Regions from separate parts of the Homo sapiens genome. Here region 1 is linked to region 2. Evidence: chromatin contacts called from ENCODE Hi-C or POLR2A ChIA-PET data. All regions are on one chromosome and are shown on one strand. Each heading gives the region's core, a stretch centred on a gene start or an enhancer-like site at or near the end of the contact. The rest is flanking DNA. Distances are from core to core; before and after follow the strand shown.

What was found. A loop is a pair of places that touch in the nucleus more often than their neighbours do. ChIA-PET counts read pairs that join two places held with the same protein, here RNA polymerase II (POLR2A).
Region 1: a map of mammary epithelial cell shows a loop between it and region 2 (15-fold over the local background). The contact joins two enhancer-like sites. A Hi-C loop is called at or near these places in 1 of 168 maps with a recorded cell type or tissue (mammary epithelial cell). POLR2A ChIA-PET finds 5 or more read pairs at or near these places in 2 of 52 experiments (Panc1 and activated naive CD8-positive, alpha-beta T cell).

Annotation. Positions count from the first base shown.
Region 1 is chr6:134,586,232-134,593,346 of GRCh38, reverse strand. No RefSeq gene overlaps it. Among named protein-coding and RNA genes, the nearest start is that of LINC03002, 50 kb to the right of the region's middle. Within about 2 kb of position 3,691, at least 4 of the 41 ENCODE cell types and tissues checked have a DNase peak (open chromatin) inside an H3K27ac peak, as active enhancers do; they include mammary epithelial cell, where a contact is called at or near this core.
Region 2 is chr6:134,285,731-134,291,970 of GRCh38, reverse strand. The region is part of intron 1 of SGK1 (serum/glucocorticoid regulated kinase 1); the gene reads left to right. Among named protein-coding and RNA genes, the nearest start is that of SGK1, 29 kb to the left of the region's middle. Within about 2 kb of position 3,415, at least 8 of the 41 ENCODE cell types and tissues checked have a DNase peak (open chromatin) inside an H3K27ac peak, as active enhancers do; they include mammary epithelial cell, where a contact is called at or near this core.

The DNA.
Region 1 (7,115 bases), core at 2,442-4,941, 300 kb before region 2:
TACAACCTAGGAAGGGAAAGGCAAAGCCTGGTCTAGCTCCAGAATGGCAGAGCAGAAACTCTTCAGCCCAAAAACTGCTGAGCAGCCTCAAAGCTGCACACCTCCTCCCGGGACCCTGGCAGGAGGTACAGTACAGGTCAAGAGTTCAGACACTGCATGTTTTTCCAAGGAATAAATGTACCATAGTCACATCTCAGCTCTCAGTTGGGGACACAGGAAGGGTAGGGGAGAGTTTGATTCTTCTGTGGTAGAAATGGTTATTTAAAATAGCAGTAGGGAATTGTTCAGCTAAATTATGGTATAACCACTCAGTGGACTATTATCCAGAACTTTAAAGTGAAAATTTTAAGATACGAAATAACCTAGAAAAATGTTACAATAAAATTTTAGTGTAAAAATCTGAATGCTCAATTTCATCAGTATTATAATTGCAGTGAGTGGGAAGAAATATGGAATAAAAAAAGAAAATAGATGATATGCTATATAGGGGCACTGGGTTTTTTTTCCCTTTTCATATATTTACAACATTTGTTATTGCATAATAAAAATTATTGCACTATTTTAAAAAGTGAAGCCTAGTCTTAAAGATTTGATCTTGCCACTAAATTCAATTTTAAGGCCTCTTATTCCCTAAGGAATATCCACTCCCCATTTCTCTCTCTTTTTTAAATATCCAGAATCTGTGAGCAATAAGAATGTATAAGGTAGCATAACTCTAGAGAATTTACAAGAGAATCTCTGAAGTTCAAGCATAACATCAGCACTACCCTATTAAAATTTACATAAAAACCTTTCTTTCCTTTTTCTAAGTAGTACTAGTGTATTAATTATTTAAATAAATTTCTTTTTTGTATAGTTTTTGATTTACAGAAAAATTAGAACAATAGTATGGACAGTTCCTATATACCTCATACCCAAGCTCCCTAGTATTAACATCTGATCTTAATGGGGTATTTTTGTTAAAATTAATGAACCAATATTGTTAAATTATTATTAACTAAAGCCCATATTGTATTCATATATCTTTAAAGTTTACCAATGTCCTTTCTCTGCTCCAGAATCGCATCTAAGATTCCATACTTAACATTTAGTCGTTGTGTCTCCTTGGGCCCTCATGGCTGTGAGTTTCTCAGACTTTTCTTGCTTTTGATAACCTTGGCTGTTTTGAGGAGCATTGGTCAGGTGTGTTTTAGAATGATCCTCGGCAGGGATTTATCTGATGTATTTCTCATGTTTAGACTGGGGTTTTGGGTCTTTGGAGGGTAGACCACAAAGTGAAGGGTTGTTGCTACCCCATTTATCAAGGCTGCACACCATGAACATGACTTACGCTGTGGATGTTGACCTTGGTCACCTGGTTGAGGCAGCGAAAGATCTTTTTCACTGCTTCAGTAAAAAATCCAGGTGTAGCTAGCATTTATCAGGTGTATTTAAAGCATTTATGCAGCTTTTGGGCTGCTTAAGCAGATCTTTCACTGCTTGAGTATCTGCCAAGAGTAAAAAGAGTCAAAACAAACATGGCAACCAAATAAATAAGCAACAAGCAAACAAACATGGCAAGACTTTAACCTGGGACTCTCAGAATTTATTAAATAAGAAAGCATCACTCTTCACATGGATCCCCTTTTCTCCTCTCCATACACCATCTGCCTCCGCCTTTCCTGCCTTGGCACCTGTATTTGCTTTTATGTATATCTTAGTGTGATTCTATTTATATATAAATATATGTTCATATTTAAATCATTTCAGAAATTGAAGTGATATAGATCCTCCAAAACTATTGAGGGGGTGTCCAATGTTGAATTTTGTGCTGTGAAGATACAAGCCAGATTTTTACGTAGAGGTGGAGATTATGTATTTAAAAACATCTTTCCTCCATTCTGACAGAATAAATAAATTTCATAGCGTTGTCAAGCAAAAACATCCTGCAAATGATGAGGGTTAAATGCCTGACCCTTCACAAGTCTGTTGGGGGATAAGACTTGCATCTCAGGGAGTCACCGGGGAAATTGTTCTAAGAAGCCACATTTGCCCCTCGATTTGTTTTTTGGTTTGTTTGTTTGTTTGTTTGTTTGTTTGTTTTTGAGATGGAGTCTTGCTTAGGCTGACTGCCCAGGCTGGAGTGCAGTGGCGTGGTCTCGGCTCACTGCAACCTCTGCCTCCTGGGTTCAAGCGATTTTCCTACCTCCGTCTCTGAGCAGCTGGGGTTACAGGTGCCTGCCACCATGCCCAGCTAATTTTTGTATTTTTAGTAGAGACGGGGTTTCACCATGTTGGTCAGTCTGGTCTCGAACTCCTGACCTCAAGTGATCAGCCTGCTTCAGCCTCCTAAACTGTTGGGATTACAGGCATGAGCCATCGTGCCCAGCCTGCCCCTCAAATTTTGATGTCTCCCCTGTATCTGACTCATTGAGATTGCTTGATAAAAATGTGTTGAATGAAAAGCTGAATATTTTAATAAAGAGCCAAGAGCATATTAAAAATAAAGTTTCCTAGAGATACTGGCCACTTTCGGCCCGGCCACAGGCCTTTCTGGGGAGTGTGCTCCATCTGTAGTCTTTGCTCTGTAAACTCATGAGCTGCACCCCACACACGCACAGAGATTTCAGAAGCCTGACCTCAAGACAGCCAGCACATAGGTTTGCCATCACATACTCAGGAGCTGGCACACAAAGATGAGCTGGGCCAACCAGAGTCTTTCCTTTGGCAATTTGGACTCAACAACAAGGAATGAATTGCCAGGAAGTAATTTTATTGGAGCTGTCAAATTGCCACAGGCTCACGTAAGCCAAAGCCACGTGCAAGATGAAGTTATGACGTGGCATAGAAAAGAGAGAAAAAGCTGGTCAGAAAAGAATGTCTTTCACAAAGAAGGGAACAACAAACACCGGGGCCTACTTGAGGGTGGAGGGTGGGAGGAAGGCGAGGATCAAAAACTACCTGCCGGGTACTAAGCTTATTACCTGGGTGACGAAATAATCTGTACACCAAACCCCCGAGACACACAGTTTGTCTACGTAACAAACCTGCACCTAAAATAAAAGGTTAAAAAAAAAAAAGAAGAAGAAAGTGATGTCACCGAGAGATACTGAGTCAGAGAGGTCATGAGACAGGGGACATGAAAGAGATCAAAGGAGAGAGACCAGGGCCTAAAACTGGGGAACATCTAGGGCCTTATGACCTTCTGATCCATTCTGGTCTGTGTGGATATTTTCAGGTAACACCCAAGCCCTGCCCTGAAGTAAAGTGGGTCTCTGTTCCTTAGAGGTCAAAGAGCATTATTTAAAACAGTTAAGTTCCCTAGGAACCCAGCCCCCAAACAGCCTACTAAATTTTTCAGAGCTGAATAATTTCCCTTGCAAAAGGGGAAGATTTTAAATATCTTAGAACTGTGGATCCTACAGTCAAAATTCCCAGTTTACCGGTTGTCAAAAGGTTTGTTTAGATATAGTGCAGGAAAGAGGGAGAAGATGGGAACCAAGTGGCCTTCCCACGGCTTCCCATGGCTTCCCACAGTTAACTTGGAGCTCTTTTCCCAAGTCACACCCATGCTATTTTCCTGCCTCCTGGATGAAGCCTGTTGCAAAAGCTCTGAATTCCAACCTTGCAAATGCACCCGATGATGCATATAGCTGCTTGCTCCCGGAGGCTACTGGGCTGCTTCCCTTAGTCATAACGTAGGCATGGATCTTTCCCATCAGTGATGACGTTTTTACAAGATCAGTTATGTTATGAGTTTGTTGAGTAATAACACTGAATTTGTTATTTTATAAATGTGCAAAAACATGACCAAAGAGTGTCTTAAAACATGCCACAAGTAGAATGTTATGCATAGTAACAGATTTAAAGACATTAGTATAAAACTCAGTAGCTATTCAGACCAACAAAATCTGAAAAAATAAATATTTGAATATTTATGCTTCTCTTGAACATAGTCTCTGCTTCTTTTGCATAGTAACTTATTTGTTCCTTTTAAAGTATATTTGTTGATAGTTTCTTGGATTTCGACTTTCTGATTTGGGGAAAAATTTTTAGTCAATTTATGTAAAAGTATAATTGTGGAGTCTTCAATGGATTCTTAAAAAACTATTCTTTTTTTTGTAATAGAAAATGTTTGGCCCTTTTTGTGCTTCATGGATTTGTTGAGTATAAAATTTGAGAAGATTTTATTAGGTTATACTTTTGCCTGAAAAGTAGAATTACCTAATTAAGTTATATAATTATATTATAGAACTGAATTAGAATTGTTTTTAAGCTAAGTAACACATCAGGAGAGTGGCTAAGTTTTGTTGATTGTGAAATCAATTTTTATTCAGTTTTACTTTTTAAGTAAAGCCTGATGAAGGACAAGACCAAGATGTCAAACAGATAGAGTGAGAAACTTGGCAAAGCTAGATTCTTGAATTGAATTTTGTCTCATGTTTGAAGTTGAGGTTTCCCCAAGACTGGCTACAAACTTTATATTTTAGCCACTAAAATCTGAAAGAGTCTTGCTGTATCTGAAAGGACAGAACATTTATGTATTTCACCAGGATAACTCCTGGGGTGCCTGCAGTGTTGAGTAAGCTTTCACTCAACATTGCCTGTGGATTTGAAAATGTAGCAGGGTAGGGTGGTGCAAAGAAAGGTAGAGCTGGGTGTGTGGACTTTGCCAACCATCAAAGCCAACAGCCCTTGTGTGTTCAATGCTTTATGTATTCAATGGTTCACTTATAGAGGGACTGTGAAAATTTAACCTGAATTATTCCTGTGACCTAATAACAGGATCTCCAAACAGCCCAAACTCCTTTGGTTTAGAGAATGCCTTTGTCTATATTTGCTTTATTACGTGAAGATAGACAGACGCTTTATATACAGGGGGCATGCATAAGCCTACCTATTTGAATTGGTGTGTGTTACATCTATGGGGGACTGAAGCACCAAATGAATAGACCTAGACCCTATAATTTCTTTCTTACACATATGTAATCATATTACCAAAACAAAGCAATCCTCAGCTGCTATATACATATGTGTTTGTTTGTGTTTCCAGGCATTATAGATTATGTTCATTTCATCTGCATCATTTTCTTGGAAGCTGCTAATGGGTTAAAAGCATGTCTCCTCTTTTCCCTGGAAGCTGCCCACAGTGCCTGAGATAATGTTGTGCCCACAGAGATGGTTCAGAGAACACGGTGGTCCCTAAGAGATGACTAAGCTAAATATGGGAAGAGTAAATTATTTTCTGTTTCCTTCGTTCCTTCCTTCCTTCCTTCCTCCCTCCCTTCCCTCTCTCTCTCTCTCCCTCCCCATCCCTCCCTCCCTTCCTTCCTCCCTCCCTCCTTTTCTTTTCTTTCTTTCTTTCCTTCCTTCCTTTCTTCCTTTCTCTTTCTTTCTTTCCTTCCTTTCTTTCTCTCAAATAAAGAAGTTTGTTTTTCATTTCTCTTCACACACTTTGTAAAATACATTGCTTATGGCACTCACATCAGAAGCTCCTTTTCTATTTTCACCATTTAATTCTAGTCGTTCCCTCAAATTACAAAAGTGCTAAAAATTATAAATATTTCTGAGGAAAACAACATAAAAAGTCTTGTGAAACTTTATACAAATGGCACTTGAATTTTTTTTAATTGCTTCTTAGACTCTTTTTTTCTTTCTTTCTTTTGTTTTTTTTTTTGAGACAGAGTCTCACTCTGTCACCCAGGCTGGAGTGCAGTGGCATGCTCTCCTCACTACAACCTCTACCTTCCAGGCTTAAGCAATTCTCCTGTCTCAGCCTCCTGAGTAGCTGGGATTATAGGCATGTACCACCATGTCCAGCTAATTTTTGTATTTTTAGTAGAGACAGGGTTTCACCATGTTGGCCAGGCTGGCCTTGAACTCCTGACCTCAGGTGATCTGCCCACCTCAGTATCCCAAAGTGCTGGGATTACAGGCTTGAGCCACTGCACCTGGCCTGAGCCACCACATCCCGCTAGACTTTTCAACCAAAGTGGTTTAAAATGGCAGGGGGTCATGAACACAAACCCAGAGTCCCTCAGTCTCAGGCTAGTCTTCCAACTTACTGCTGTAAACCCAACATTTCTTGGATTTCTCCTCTTTCATCTTATTCATTTTTCCTTCTGCCTTGTAATAAATATTCAGATTTGATTTCACGTAATTTCCTTGAAATCTTCACATAAATGTGGATACTCTTGAGAGATGTACCTCGTATTTCCCATGAGCTGGCTGCAAACACACACGTTGATACGTACACTCCAGTTTGAGAAGCATGAGCTAAGAATATCAGGAGGCCAACTCTTTTGCTATTGTTAAAGAATAAGCTGCCGGGCGCAGTGGCTCACGCATGTAATCCCAGCACTTTGGGAGGCTGAGGCAGGCGGATCACGAGGTCAGGAGATCGAGTCCATCCTGGCTAACACGGTGAAACCCTGTCTCTACTAAAAGTACAAAAAATTAGCCAGGTGTGGTGGCTGGCGCCTGCAGTCCCAGCTACTCGGGAGGCTGGGGCAGGAGAATGGGGTGAACCCAAGAGGTGGAGCTTGCAGTGAGGTGAGATGGTGCCACTGCACTCCAGCCTGGGCAACAGAGTGAGACTCCGTCTCAAAAAAAAAAAATGCTACTTCACCTATGACTGAAAGCATTAATGACATGTGATTTAAATGTAAAAAGTAAATTATCAAGTTTAAGGTATCCTATAATGAAAACTTATGATTCTGAATTTTTGTTAATAAATGATTTATTTTTAAAAGCTTTGCCTAAAAAAGTATTTAAAAGAATAATAATTTTTAAAAAATGGTCAGAAAAGGCAACAGTGTGAGTTAAAAGAAAAGGCCAAGGACAGACTCCAGGGTCCAGGTGGAGTCCTGGCTTTACCACTCATCAGCCATGTGACCTGCACTGGTCACCACACCCCCCTGTGCTCAGTTTCCTAGTTTATAATATAGGAATAATGATACTACCTACATCATAGGAGTGATTAGATTAGTAAATATATGTAATACGCTTTGAACGTTCTCTAGTATTTAGCAAGTGCTACAAAAGAATTGGATTAAAAATTGCATACATAAGTGAAGTTGATCATATATTGATATTTGTATAATTATAATTATAATTATTATTATTATTTGAGATGG
Region 2 (6,240 bases), core at 2,166-4,665:
CTCAGCCTCCTGAATAGCTGGGATTAAAAGCACGTGCCACCATGCCTGGCTATTTTTTGTATGTGTATTTTTAGTAGAGACGGAGTTTCACCATGTTGGTCAGGCTGGTCTCGAACTCCTGACCTCAAGTGATCTGCCTGTCTTGGCCTCCCAAAGTTGTTGGATTACAGGCGTGACCCATCGTGCCTGGCCACAAATGTAGTTTAAAGATTTCAGTTGGCTTTATTGCAATTTTAGAATCAGGCAACAGTTCATCCCATAAAATAGAATAAGTGTTCCAATCAGCTAAGCAAAGGGGATTAGCTTTATATAGACAGAGGAGGCCTGAAGAAAGAAACAAAGAACAAAGAGTTATTCGTCATTTTAAGGCTACTTTCCTTGTGAGGCAGAACAGGGAGACAGAACAATAGAAAAACAACTGATTAACATTAGGTGTCTTTAGGCCACTTTTCTTGCATAAGGATCAAAGCAAAGAAGGCTTTATTATCATGCCAACTGAAGACTGAAACTGGGCTGTGTGGGATATTGGCTGTTATCTCTCTTTGGATTTCTCGTAAGGTCAGATAACAACTTAGTTTGGGTTTGCTGATGTGGAACTGTAGCATAGGTGACTCCATTTTGATTTTTAGTCCGGTCTGTTGGGGCCTAGTGCAGGAGCTTAGTTCAACAGCCTCCTGTAATTTTTATTTTAAGTGTGTAACTAATGCCTACATCCACCGCTCTGCTACAGTAAGGAGGCCTGATTGATTCTCCTCTGGACTCCTTCAGAGGGCTCCTAACAGGGCGCTTCACTGCCTACCTTTCACTCCAAATCATCCCACACGTGGCTGAGCTGCAGCTCAGTATCTAATATGCAAGTCCTATTAAGATGTAGATTAGAGGCATGGACCTGGTTTGCTCACTGAATTCATTGCAAACCCTTAATGTGGCACCCAAGGCCCTCAGCAACAAGCCCTCAAGCAACCTTTCCTGCCTTCTCATCATCTTCTTCCCTACCTGCCTCTCAAATCACTCATCCATTCACTTCAATATATTTTTTGAGGACTGAATATGTGCTGAGCCCTCTGCTAGGTGCTAGAAACAATGATGGGCCAAACCAGATAAGTTCCAGGCAGGGCCCTGCACATGTAAAGCCCTGGGTGGGAAGACATGAGTAGTTTATAGGAGGTGGCCCAGAGACTTCTGTGGCTCAAGCAGAGAGCCTGAAAATAGGGAATATGTTTGAACAGCAAAGTAGAAAATAAACTAGCTAGGACTTCGCAGGCCTCCTTAAGAAGTTCTGTCATTATCTGAGGCACAATGAGAAGCTCCATGTATTGAACAGAGCTGCAGCGCCCTGCCATTTTCCTCCCCTAAGTTATTGCTTCTACGGGTCCTTCACTGTGAACTACACTCTTCATTTTTTCTGTCTCTGCTTGCTCAACTCACAACCATTATTTGGAACATTAATTTCAAGTGCCATCTCTTCCATGGAAAATGTCCTCCTCATCCCAAACCAAATGGAGCTTGTATTGCTGTCATTTGTCTTTGTTTTTTTTTTTTGACAGAAAATCACAGATTTATTGAAACAAAAGTACACTCCACAGAGTGGGAGTAGGCTCCAACAAGTCTTTTTCTTTTCTTTTCTTTTCTTTTCTTTTTTTTTTAGAGGCAGGGTCTTGCTGTGTCACTCAGGCTGGAGTGTAGTGGCAAGATCATAGCTCAGTGCAGCCTCGAACTCCTGCGCTCAAACAATCCTCCCACCTCAGCCTCCTGAGTAGCTAGGACTACAGATGTATGCCAACATGCATAGCTAATTTTTTTTTTTTTTTTTTTTTTTTGAGAAGGAGCTTTGCTCTTGTTGCCCAGGCTGGAGTGCAATGGCGTGGTCTCGGCTCACTGTAACCTCCCCCTCACGGGTTCAAACAATCCTCCTGCCTCAGCCTCCTGAGTAGTGGGATTACAAGTGCCTGCCACCACGCCCAGCTAATTTTTGTATTTTTTTAGTAGAGATGGGGTTTCACCATGTTGGTAAGGCTGGTCTTGAACTCTTGATCTCATGTGATCCACCCGCCTCAGCCTCCCAAAGTGCTGGGATTACAAGCATGAACCACTGCACCAGGCCACATAGCTACTTTTTTATTTTTTGTAGAGACAGAGGTCTCACTGTGTCGCCCAGGCTGGTCTTGAACTCCTGTGCTCAAGTGATCCGCTCGCCTCAGCCTCTGTATGTCTTTTTCTCTGCTACATATGAGACCTATAGGGTCTGATGTGGTAGCCACCAGCTACATGTGACTATTGAGCACCTGAATTGTGGCTAGTCTGAATCGAGATGTACTTTAGATGTAAAATACATACCAGATTTTAAACACAGTATGGAAAAAAAAAGAGAATATAAAATATTTCATTAATAATTTTATATTAAGTACAATTTAGAATGATAATGTTGGGGGTACATTGAGTTAAATAAAGTATATGTTTGAAATTAATTTCATGTTTCTTTTTACTTCACTTAATGTGTCCATTAGAACATTTACATTGTGTCTGTGGTTTATATTCTATTCCTATTGGACTGCACTCCTCTAGACTATACACTTCCTGAGTAGTAAAGGCTTATCCAATTATTCATCTGTTTATCCCCCAGGGAACACTAGCTTGTTCATAGTGGAAGAATCAATGAATATTGTTTAAATTCATTGCCAATTAAAAGAAATACTTTGCAATTTTAGTACACTACCTCCTTTCCACCTGAAATGTGCAGCCGAACTCCACAGTGAAAATGGGTAGACAAGGGAGACAGAGTTTTTTCCAGCCCCTATGAAGGCTAAAGGTATGGAACATGTGGTGTGGTCATGGAGGACACAGCAAGCCAAGACTGCTGATTCAGACAGGTTTCTCTATTTCCAAAACAAGAACTTTTATTGCAGAGTATGGAGGGAGCATTAGGACAGGAGGATCTTTGTGGTTTCTCACTGTATCTGTGGAAAAAATCTGAGGTTAAGGTTTAAATTAAACTGACATTTAAAAGAGCCTTTGTAGGCTCTTACTATGTGTATGTTAGCATCTGTTGCTATAGCTAAACTGACACTGATTATTATGAATGATGCTTTATGAGTGATGGAATAAAAATGTGGTTTCCTGCTTATGGACATTTCCTGGTGTTGGTTTCATCCTCTTTAATGATGAGATCAAGACCAGGGAAAATTACTAAGAGTATAGAAAACGTATCACAAAGAAAATATTATTAGGATACCAAGCATTTCTGAGATGGAAAAAAAAGTATTTAGAACTTCCGAATACCGCCTCTGTAATTTTATGAATTGTTTTGTTTCTGCTGGCTTCTGGTTTTGCAATCAGTTCTCCTTATGATTCACAGAGGCTCCCTCATGACTACCTTCACATGTGTTCCCCTTTTTGTTCAGAGACCTCTGAGGATGAACCAATGTATTTCTCATCATAAAATGGTTGAAGACATCTCTTTGCCCATTAGAAAGCCTAATTTCAAGGATTTTATGTTTTACCCTTGGAAAAGATGTTTAGTTTTAAACAGGCTTTTTCTCCAGGCGTATTTTCTACTGATCTCACAAAAGAGCTTCTGCTTCAACCAGACCTGTCTCCTCACTGTTCCTTGAAATGCCACTAGTTCTCTGTGTTTATTGCAACCTCTATCCTGCTACTGACCAAGGGTTCTCTCTGAATGTTTTACATTCAGACTCCACTTAAAAACTTGTCAGATTGCTACTGAAGTTTAAGTATGGAAAGAATTCTTGTAGTAGCCCTTCCCATAGGGCAATATCTCTTTTTACCATAACCAAGTTGCTCCTGTTTTAGCTTAGGCTAAACTTAATTTGCCTTCATTTTCCCCAGCTGTAAGAAGGGTCTTGGTAAACACTAACCTTCCGGTCTGAGTCATGTTTAGCCCTCATGATCTGAAGACATCCCAAGAGATCTCTTGTCTTAGTTTATGTTCCTTATCATTTTATCTATTAGAGTCACATCTTAGGTTAGGTAAGGAGATGGCATCTTTGTGTAAGACAAAATAACAAACATGAAAAGCTATGTTTACTCATTTCTGCTTGCCAACAAAGTAACTTCACAAAGCTCCTGACTCTGTGACAACATACAGCTCTCCAAAAGATACTTTAACAACAAAACAAAATAGAGCACAGGGTCCCCTATGTCTCTTGCATAGTACAAAATTACTTTCCATAAAAAAACTCTAATACATGTAAATACAAAAACACACAATTCATCTTAAAATGTACAAATTGATATTCTAACTTTATTAAGTCATTATCACATTTTCCAATCTACAACTCACTTTAATACTATTAAATATATACTATTATACACAACCTATACTATCCTTATAGTAGTCTTATTAAAATATTATATTAAATATAAAAAACCAAATCACAGTAAATAAAAAATAAATACAATCCAAAACGTATTTTCCAATAAATAGACAAATATACACACTAGGCCCAATACTCATTCCTTACTCCTACAACTCAAAATTACCAATCTTCCTTAAAAAAAAAAAAAAAGCCTTCTTATCTATATAAACAATCATTAATCTTATAAATACAACCAGACAATTAATTTATAACAAAAAAATTTATAGGACAAAATAACAAACATAAAAAAATTATATTTATTCATTTCTACTTGCCAACATAATTTTACAAAACTCCTGACTCTATAACATATAATTCTCCAAGGCTGGGAGTGGTGGCTCATGCCTGTAATCCCAGCTATCTGGGAGCCCGAGGCAGGTGGATCATTTGAGGTCACAAATTTGAGACCAGTCTGGCCAACATGGTGAAACCCCATCTCTACCAAAAACACAAAAATTAGCTGGGCATGGTGACATGTGCCTGAAGTCCCAGCTACTTGGGAGGCTGAGGCTAGAAAATTGCTTGAACCCAGAAGGTGGGGGTAGCAGTGAGCCAAGATGGTACCACTGTGACACTCCGTCTCAAAAAACAAAACAAAAAAAGACTTCTCCAAGAAAATACTGTAGAGACAAAACAAAATAAGACATACAACTCCCAAATGCCCCCAACCTCTCTTTACCTAAATCACTATATTCCTTAAAAAATAAAAAGCCCTAGTCCTTGTCTTTTTCTACACACAAAATAATGTCTAACAAAATTAATAATTATACTTCTATAACCTATAACCAGATAACTAAATATACTCTTTTTTAAAAATTTGTGTTTTTAGGCCAGGCACAGTGGCTCACGCCTGTAATCTCAGCACTTTGGGAGGCTGAGGCGGGCGGATCACAAGGTCAGGAGATTGAGACCATCCTGGCTAACACGGGGAAGCCCCGTCTCTACTAAAAAATACAAAAAAATTAGCCGGGCATCGTGTCCCAGCCTGTAGTCCCAGCTAATCTGGAGGCTGAGGCAGGAGAATGGCTTGAACCCGGGAGGCGGAGCTTGCAGTGAGCCGAGATCGCGCCACTGCACTCAGCGAGACTCCGTCTCAAAAAAAAAAAAAAAAAAAAATATTGTATTTTGTTTTTAGACAAGGTCTTGCTCTGTGCTCTGTCACCCACGCTGGAGTGCAGTGGCAATCACGGCTTACTGCAGCCTTAATCTCCCAGGCTCAGGAGGTCCTCCTACCTCAGCCTCCCAAGCAGTTGGGACTACAGGTGTGCACCACCATGCCCAGCTAATTATTTTATTTTTTGTAGAGACAGGCCTCCTAAAGTGTTGGGATTACAGGCATGAGCCACGAGGCGCAGCCCAAATATACTCTTACGTTCAAACCTTAATATAATTCTACTTTAATATAACTTCTAAACAAATCTAATACAATTTTATACATACTAAACCTCCACCACCTGTATATAAATAGATTAAAATATTAGCCAAAACAGGTTACTAACGAAACCTCTCTACAAACTACTTCCAGACTGTAGTCATCAGTCTACAGCCTGCAATAAGACTTCTAAAGAAAACTCACTTTAATTCTTTAAAAACTTATTTTTGTTTGGTTTGGTTTTAGTCAACACTTTTCACAAGAAAATTACTGGTGAAGTGGGACAGTCCACCTTGGAAGGCAAACTCTTCAGCAACTCCGTCCTCTCAGCCAATACCAGTCAGTTGTTCCTAACATTTGTTTCCCAGCAAATTTTATCTTTTTATCCCTTAAAAAAAATACTGACCTTTAGCACAAGTTAATGGTCTCTTATTTTACAGACATCTTTATCCTTACAGAATAGATGTGTTACAAGGAAACGAAAACTGAAAG